Linked DNA regions of Homo sapiens: region 2 is linked to region 1. A link is an interaction called in ENCODE POLR2A ChIA-PET data of the cell type or tissue named here. Cell type or tissue: MCF 10A. All regions are shown on one strand. Each heading gives the region's core, and the rest is flanking DNA. Links, peaks and the distances in the headings are about the cores only.

Region 1 (2,916 bases), core at 170-2,669:
CTCTATTCATGCTAAGTGCCTTAGAGAAGTAGACCATTTTTTATCTTTTATACTGCATTTTTACTGTACCTTATACATGTTTAGATATACAAATACCATTGTGTTACAGGTGCCTACAGTATTCAGTACAGTAACATACGGTACAAGTTTGTAGCCTAGGAGCAAAATGCTGTACCATATAGCCTAGGTGGTAGTGGGCTTGACCATCTAGGTTTGTATAAGTACACCGTATGATGTTCACCCAATGGCAAAATCCCCTAATGCATTTCTGAGAACGTAGCCCCATCAAGTCACTCATGACTCTATGTTGACTATGCTTTTTCACGCTTCCAGAAAAGTCCCCTCATTAAAAAAAAAAAAAAAAATTCACTCTTTCTTAGTTTTCAAGTTGAAAGCAGGAAAGTTCCCTTATTTAGTGCCTTTATGAAGGAGCCATCTTTTCTTATTATTTGCAAGTGAGTGACTATGACCACTGTGATTTTAAAAGGAGAGATCAGGGAATAAGAGAGGGAGAATGATTGAGACAGGAGCAAATTGTTGGACAAAGGGAGCATTGTGCCCAAAATGATGGATAGCTCATCCTAAGACCAGCAAGCGTGGTAAGCACAAGGGCTGCTACCAACCACCTCTACCCAGGATTTCTCCTCATCCTGGGAGGGAGGTCAGTGATGTGCCGAGACTCAGGGAATGGATGAGGAGGCCTGTTTCCACCCATTCTTAGTGTTTTGTTTTGTTTTCTGTTGTGTTGTTGTTAAAAAACAAACTATGTAAAAAGTAGCTCTGCCAAATTGTCATCACTCAATGAGAGTGGCTGAGGTCTGAGCAGCATGTGAAGAGGGTGGAGGTTGGTGCTAAGACAGCACACAGGTGGAATCAAGGCCAGGTGAGGGCCAAGAGCAGCTGGTCAGTGGTTCAGGGAGTCATGGGGCACATGACAGGAGTGCTGTAGGACAAGTCCATTCTCTCATGAGTCACTGAGTCCCGTCATGGCTGCCCCAGCTTTCTTGAGCCCCTCCACCTGGAGGGTAGCCTCTTTTAAGCTCAAAGAATCTAAAACTTCCAGAAAAGCTGGGCCCCCCATGGGCCCTACCCATCTTGTCCACACTCCAGAAGCTTAATATCTCCTCCTGACTTCACCCTGTCCTCCCCATCTCCCTGGTCCCAGCTCTCTGCCTCACCTGAGATGTCTTCCCTTCCCTAGCCCATCTCAGGCCCAGATGCTGCTCTCCGTTTCCACTGCCTTGGGCCCCCACCCACCCCCACAAGCCCTCCTGAGTGTTAGAGGGACTAAGGCAGTGAAAAAGCCAAGTCTTGTGGCCATTCCTGGAGTTAAGTCACGAAGCAAAAATCTTAAAAGCTTCCAGAGAGAAAAAAAACAGGCCCTTACCAATGTATACTAGTTTTCTAAATAGCAACACTGAACTTTAGACAACAATGATGCCCTGCCTTTGAATTCTCAAGGCAAATGATTTCCAACATAGAGCTCTAGACCAAGGCAAACCATCCATCAAGGGTGTGGTTGGAATAAAGTCATTGTATGATATGTTAGATACCAAAAAATGACTTTATCATGTCCTCTTCCTGAGATAGCTGCTTACTCAGGCGGCAGCCAACTGAGGCCCCCAGGCCAAATCTGGCCTGCCACCTGTTTTTGTGTTTCCATTTTTAAGTACACCTTACATGGTTATTTACACTTTACATGGTTATTTAAGTACCTATACAATATCCTCTATTTTGCCTTTTTCTCCTTTACTCTGTGGCTCTTTAAGGCGGTTTGCCGAAGTCTGTGCTAGACCAAGTGCTCCACTGAACCGAGGACCAAATTAAGAAAAAGGAGTTGTGAGATCCAAGAAACAGGAGATGGACACAGGAGAGAAGGGGTAAAGAGTGAAGGGAGGACCCAGGATGACTACGTGTGTCAGGCATCAAGAGAAACATGCCCAGACTTGAGTTGGGGGACAGAGGGCTGCCAGAGATATCTCCAAGAAAAAAAAAAAGTGGAAGCAGTTGATTAGTTGATGTGTTTGAACCTATTGAGAAGAACTTTCTATTCTGCTACGAACTTTAGGAATGAATTTGCACTAGACAGATAAAAAACTAACCAGGAGATTAAAAAATAGTGTTTAACTCCTGGGAAAACAAGATGAATAAGAAAGGAAATGCAGGCATGGAAGTTATAGGACACTACATGACTTGGCTATGAATGATAGCTAAATCATAGTAATGTCATCGCTGAAGTTTGATTTAACCAAATGTTGAAAGAGAAGCAAATTGGAAGGTGGAAGGAGAAATGAATGGGAAAGAAAGCTAAGTTTTCACCTTCTGTAGTAGACAGTTAAAAGCAAATAAAATCAAGAATTAACAGTGTAAGCATGTAATTTAAATATAGAGAGGTAATTATTCATTGAAACAGCTAAAATAGTTTAAACTATTTTGTCTGTAAGTAGCTAGCATCAGAGGTGTGCTGGGGATGCTACATCATGTTATAAGCCTCCCTTGTGGAATGACTTTTCTTTTTTTTCTTTCTTTCTTTTTTTTTTTTTTTTTTTTTTTTGAGACAAAGTCTTGCTCTGTCACCCAGGCTGGAGTGCAGAGTGCAGTGGCATGATCATAGCTCACTGCAGCCTCGAACTCCTAGCCTCAAGTGAACCTCCCACATTGGCCTCCAAAGTGCTGAGATTACAGGCATGAGCCACCATGCTCAGTCTGATTTGACTTTTTAAATAATTGTACCCTGTATTACTTTGAAAATAATTTTCTTAATAAAAAGAAAAGAAGTGACAGAGCAACCTGGTGAGTGATGTGGCAACCATTCCCAGGTGAGAGTGTCTCAGGCCCCTGGTTGGAGGACATGCCAGCTCTCATTATCATTATTGTTCCTGACATGAGTGTGAATGCATTTCAATAAAATGTCAT
Region 2 (2,916 bases), core at 182-2,681, 56 kb after region 1:
TCTCAAGAAAAAAAAAAAAAATACCATAAGACTAAGCAGACTTCTCAGCAGAACCTTATAGGCCAGGAGAAAATGGGATGGTATATTCAAACCATTCAAACCAATGTTACAAAAATTAGTAGCATTTCTATATGCCAACAGTGAACAGCTGAAAAAGAAATCAGACCAGGTGCAGTGGCTCATGCCTGTAATCCCAACACTTTGGGAGGCCGAGGCAGGAGGACCACCTGAAGTCAGGAGTTCAAGACCAGCCTAGCCAACATGGTGAAACCCCATCTCTACTAAAATACAAAAAATTAGCTGGGTGTGGTGGCTCGTGCCTGTAATAAATCCCCGCTACTTGGGAGGCTGGGGCAGGAGAACTGCTTGAACCTGGGAGGCAGAGGTTGCAGTAAGCTGAGATCACGCCCCTGCACTCCAGCCTGGGTGACAGAGTGAGAGTCTGTCTCAAAAAAAAAAAAAAAAAAAGATTAATGATGAAAGGAAGAAAGGAAGAAAATGAAGGAGGGAGGGAAGATTACCCTCACTTGCAGGTTCTATGCTGTTCCTGTAATCCCAGTGCTTGGGGCCGTGTCTCCTTTGTTCTCTAGTATTAGATCCCGGAAGAACTACAGAAAGGCTGGCATGATAACTAGTGCTTGCCCTCCACCTTTGGGCTCTGGGACTGGCACCCACGCTCCCTGGACCAGACAGTAAAGCTGCATTTCAACCTCAAAATTGGCATCAGACCCAGCCTCAAACAGCTGGCTCTGAACTCCAGGGCTCCTGCCACCCTAGGCTTGCTCCTAGAACTCTGAAGAGGAGCTGGTGGTCTGATTATTCCACATTCTGCTCTTTTGGGAGCAATCATGGCACTTTGGCTGAGAAATGTTATATTCAGACATTTCAAGTTGATGTGGCTGAAAATTTTAACTTGAAAAAGATATTTCACACATATTAATAATAGTTCATAGTTTCAAACATGTTTATTTCAATAAATAATTATATATGTGTATATGTGGGTGTGGTGTGGTTGGGCGTGTTTGTGTCTGTCTCCATGTATGCTGGATTTATCTACTTCTCATTCATTTTTGGTGATGATTATTCTTCTAACACAACACTACAAAAAATACCAGTGAATCATCAATGATTAACTTGTTGAAAATAGTTTTCCTCTGGCTTCATGATTACCTGCTTCAATAAAATAAAATAATCACAGCATTATTTAATTTCCTGACCCAACTACCAAATTAATCTAAAATAAAACAAGTTACTATAATCCCCCAGTTTTCTTTAGACTAGCTGGACTTTTGGCAGTCAGAATCACTTCAAATCTGGAAGTAACAAAGAAAAGAAAAAGCAAAATGTCTTTCTCTCCAGTAGAAAAAGAAGAACCCTCCCTGTTACAGGCTGTGACTTGTCAATCTGCTCACAGACGTTATGACACCCTCTTATTGGCAGAGCTCCGAAAGTGCCAGCTGCTTCTCACTAAAGCCAAGAGGTGTGGAAGAATAAAAGGGAAAATGAAATAAGAAAAAAGAGTATATTCACGGAAGATCATGAGATCCCAGCACAAATCCTGATTCTACAGATAGATATCTGTATTAAATCATTTAAGCTCTCTGAGCCTCTGTTTCTTCATCAGTAAAACAGGAAGATAATACTGTGCTACAGGGGCTTGAGGAGATTAATAAAAAACACATGACAGTGTTTAGAACAGCTTCTGACCCAGTTGCACTCAATAAATATTTCCTTATTGTTGTGATGACAAATTATTTTTTCTTTAGGCCTTTTAGACTTAATTAGAAGTAGAGTGTCATTATAGATAATAGTAAATCATGTAGAAAGGTGTGTTTGAACTGTACTTGTAGACTACAAGTTGGGAACCCCTTAATGTGAGGAAGGTTGACGTTAGAAGCCAACTATGTACTATTTTTTTTTCTTGAGACAGAGTTTCACTCTTGTTGCCCAGACTGGAGTGCAATGGAACAATCTCAGCTCACTGCATTCTCTGCCTCCCAGGTTCAAGTGATTCTCCTGCCTCAGCCTCCCAGATAGCTGGTATTACAGGCACCCACTACCATGCCCGGCTAACTTTTGTATTTTTAGTAGAGACGGGGTTTCATCATGTTGGCCAGGCTGGTCTCAAACTCCTGACCTCAGGTGATCAGCCTCAGCCTCCCAAAGTGCTGGGATTCCAGGTATGAGCCACCGTGCCCGGCTTTATGTACTGCTTAAGACAGAAAAAATAGGTTTCATTTTGAGTGACAACTCAGATAAACTAGTAGTGGATGCCTGAAGCACTATGGTAGGAAGGATCCTGAAGCTGAGTTTTAAATCCAGAGCAAGAGAGATGTAATAGATGGCAACACCTACCATGACTGCAGAAGGGGAAGTGATGGCTCATGCCATTCCTGATATTCTATGCACAAAGGATACAACTTCAATGAGTTTTGTAGCCAGCCTCACAAGAGAAATTCAGACAAGTAATAATAATTATTAAACCAAGAAATAACTTAAGAATCACTTCATTTACAAAAAAAATTCAGCACTGCTGCCAGTGCTCAGCACTCATGTGGACCACAGCCCCGAGGACAGGTCTGTGACACCTTCTGCTGCAGCCACTGGCACCCACATGTGCCACCCAGGGGCCCCACAGCCAACCTGCTGCCACTACTGCTACCAGTGGTGCCATGCATGCCAGCCAAGGGCCAAAGGCCTGTCTCCCAGCCCACCACTGCTACTCCCAGCACATGAGGATGCCATCTGGAGGCTACAGAATGTGCCCATACAGGGCCTCCACCTCCACTAGCACCCACATATGCTTCCCAGGGGCATGAAGACCAGTATGCCTGTCTCACCAACACCACCACTGGTGCCTGAAGATGGCTCACTTGGTGTCCCCATCCCCAGCGAAGCCTCGCCACAGCCTCCACT

Evidence for each region. Peaks named below come from ENCODE experiments on the same cell type or tissue, not always from the same donor. Only the 100,000 strongest peaks of a DNase experiment are listed, where the experiment ranks them.
Region 2: POLR2A ChIA-PET joins it to region 1 with 17 read pairs; 3 of 35 experiments call an interaction of 5 or more read pairs at or near these places.

Annotation. Positions count from the first base shown.
Region 1 is chr15:51,079,494-51,082,409 of GRCh38, reverse strand. All of the region lies in intron 1 of TNFAIP8L3 (TNF alpha induced protein 8 like 3), which reads left to right. The region is part of intron 1 of MIR4713HG (MIR4713 host gene); the gene reads right to left. Among named protein-coding and RNA genes, the nearest start is that of TNFAIP8L3, 14 kb to the left of the region's middle. In MCF 10A, for the core only: no CTCF peak of the experiment used is centred there; no DNase peak of the experiment used is centred there.
Region 2 is chr15:51,023,428-51,026,343 of GRCh38, reverse strand. No RefSeq gene overlaps it. Among named protein-coding and RNA genes, the nearest start is that of MIR4713HG, 13 kb to the left of the region's middle. In MCF 10A, for the core only: no CTCF peak of the experiment used is centred there; a DNase peak (open chromatin) is centred at 1,423.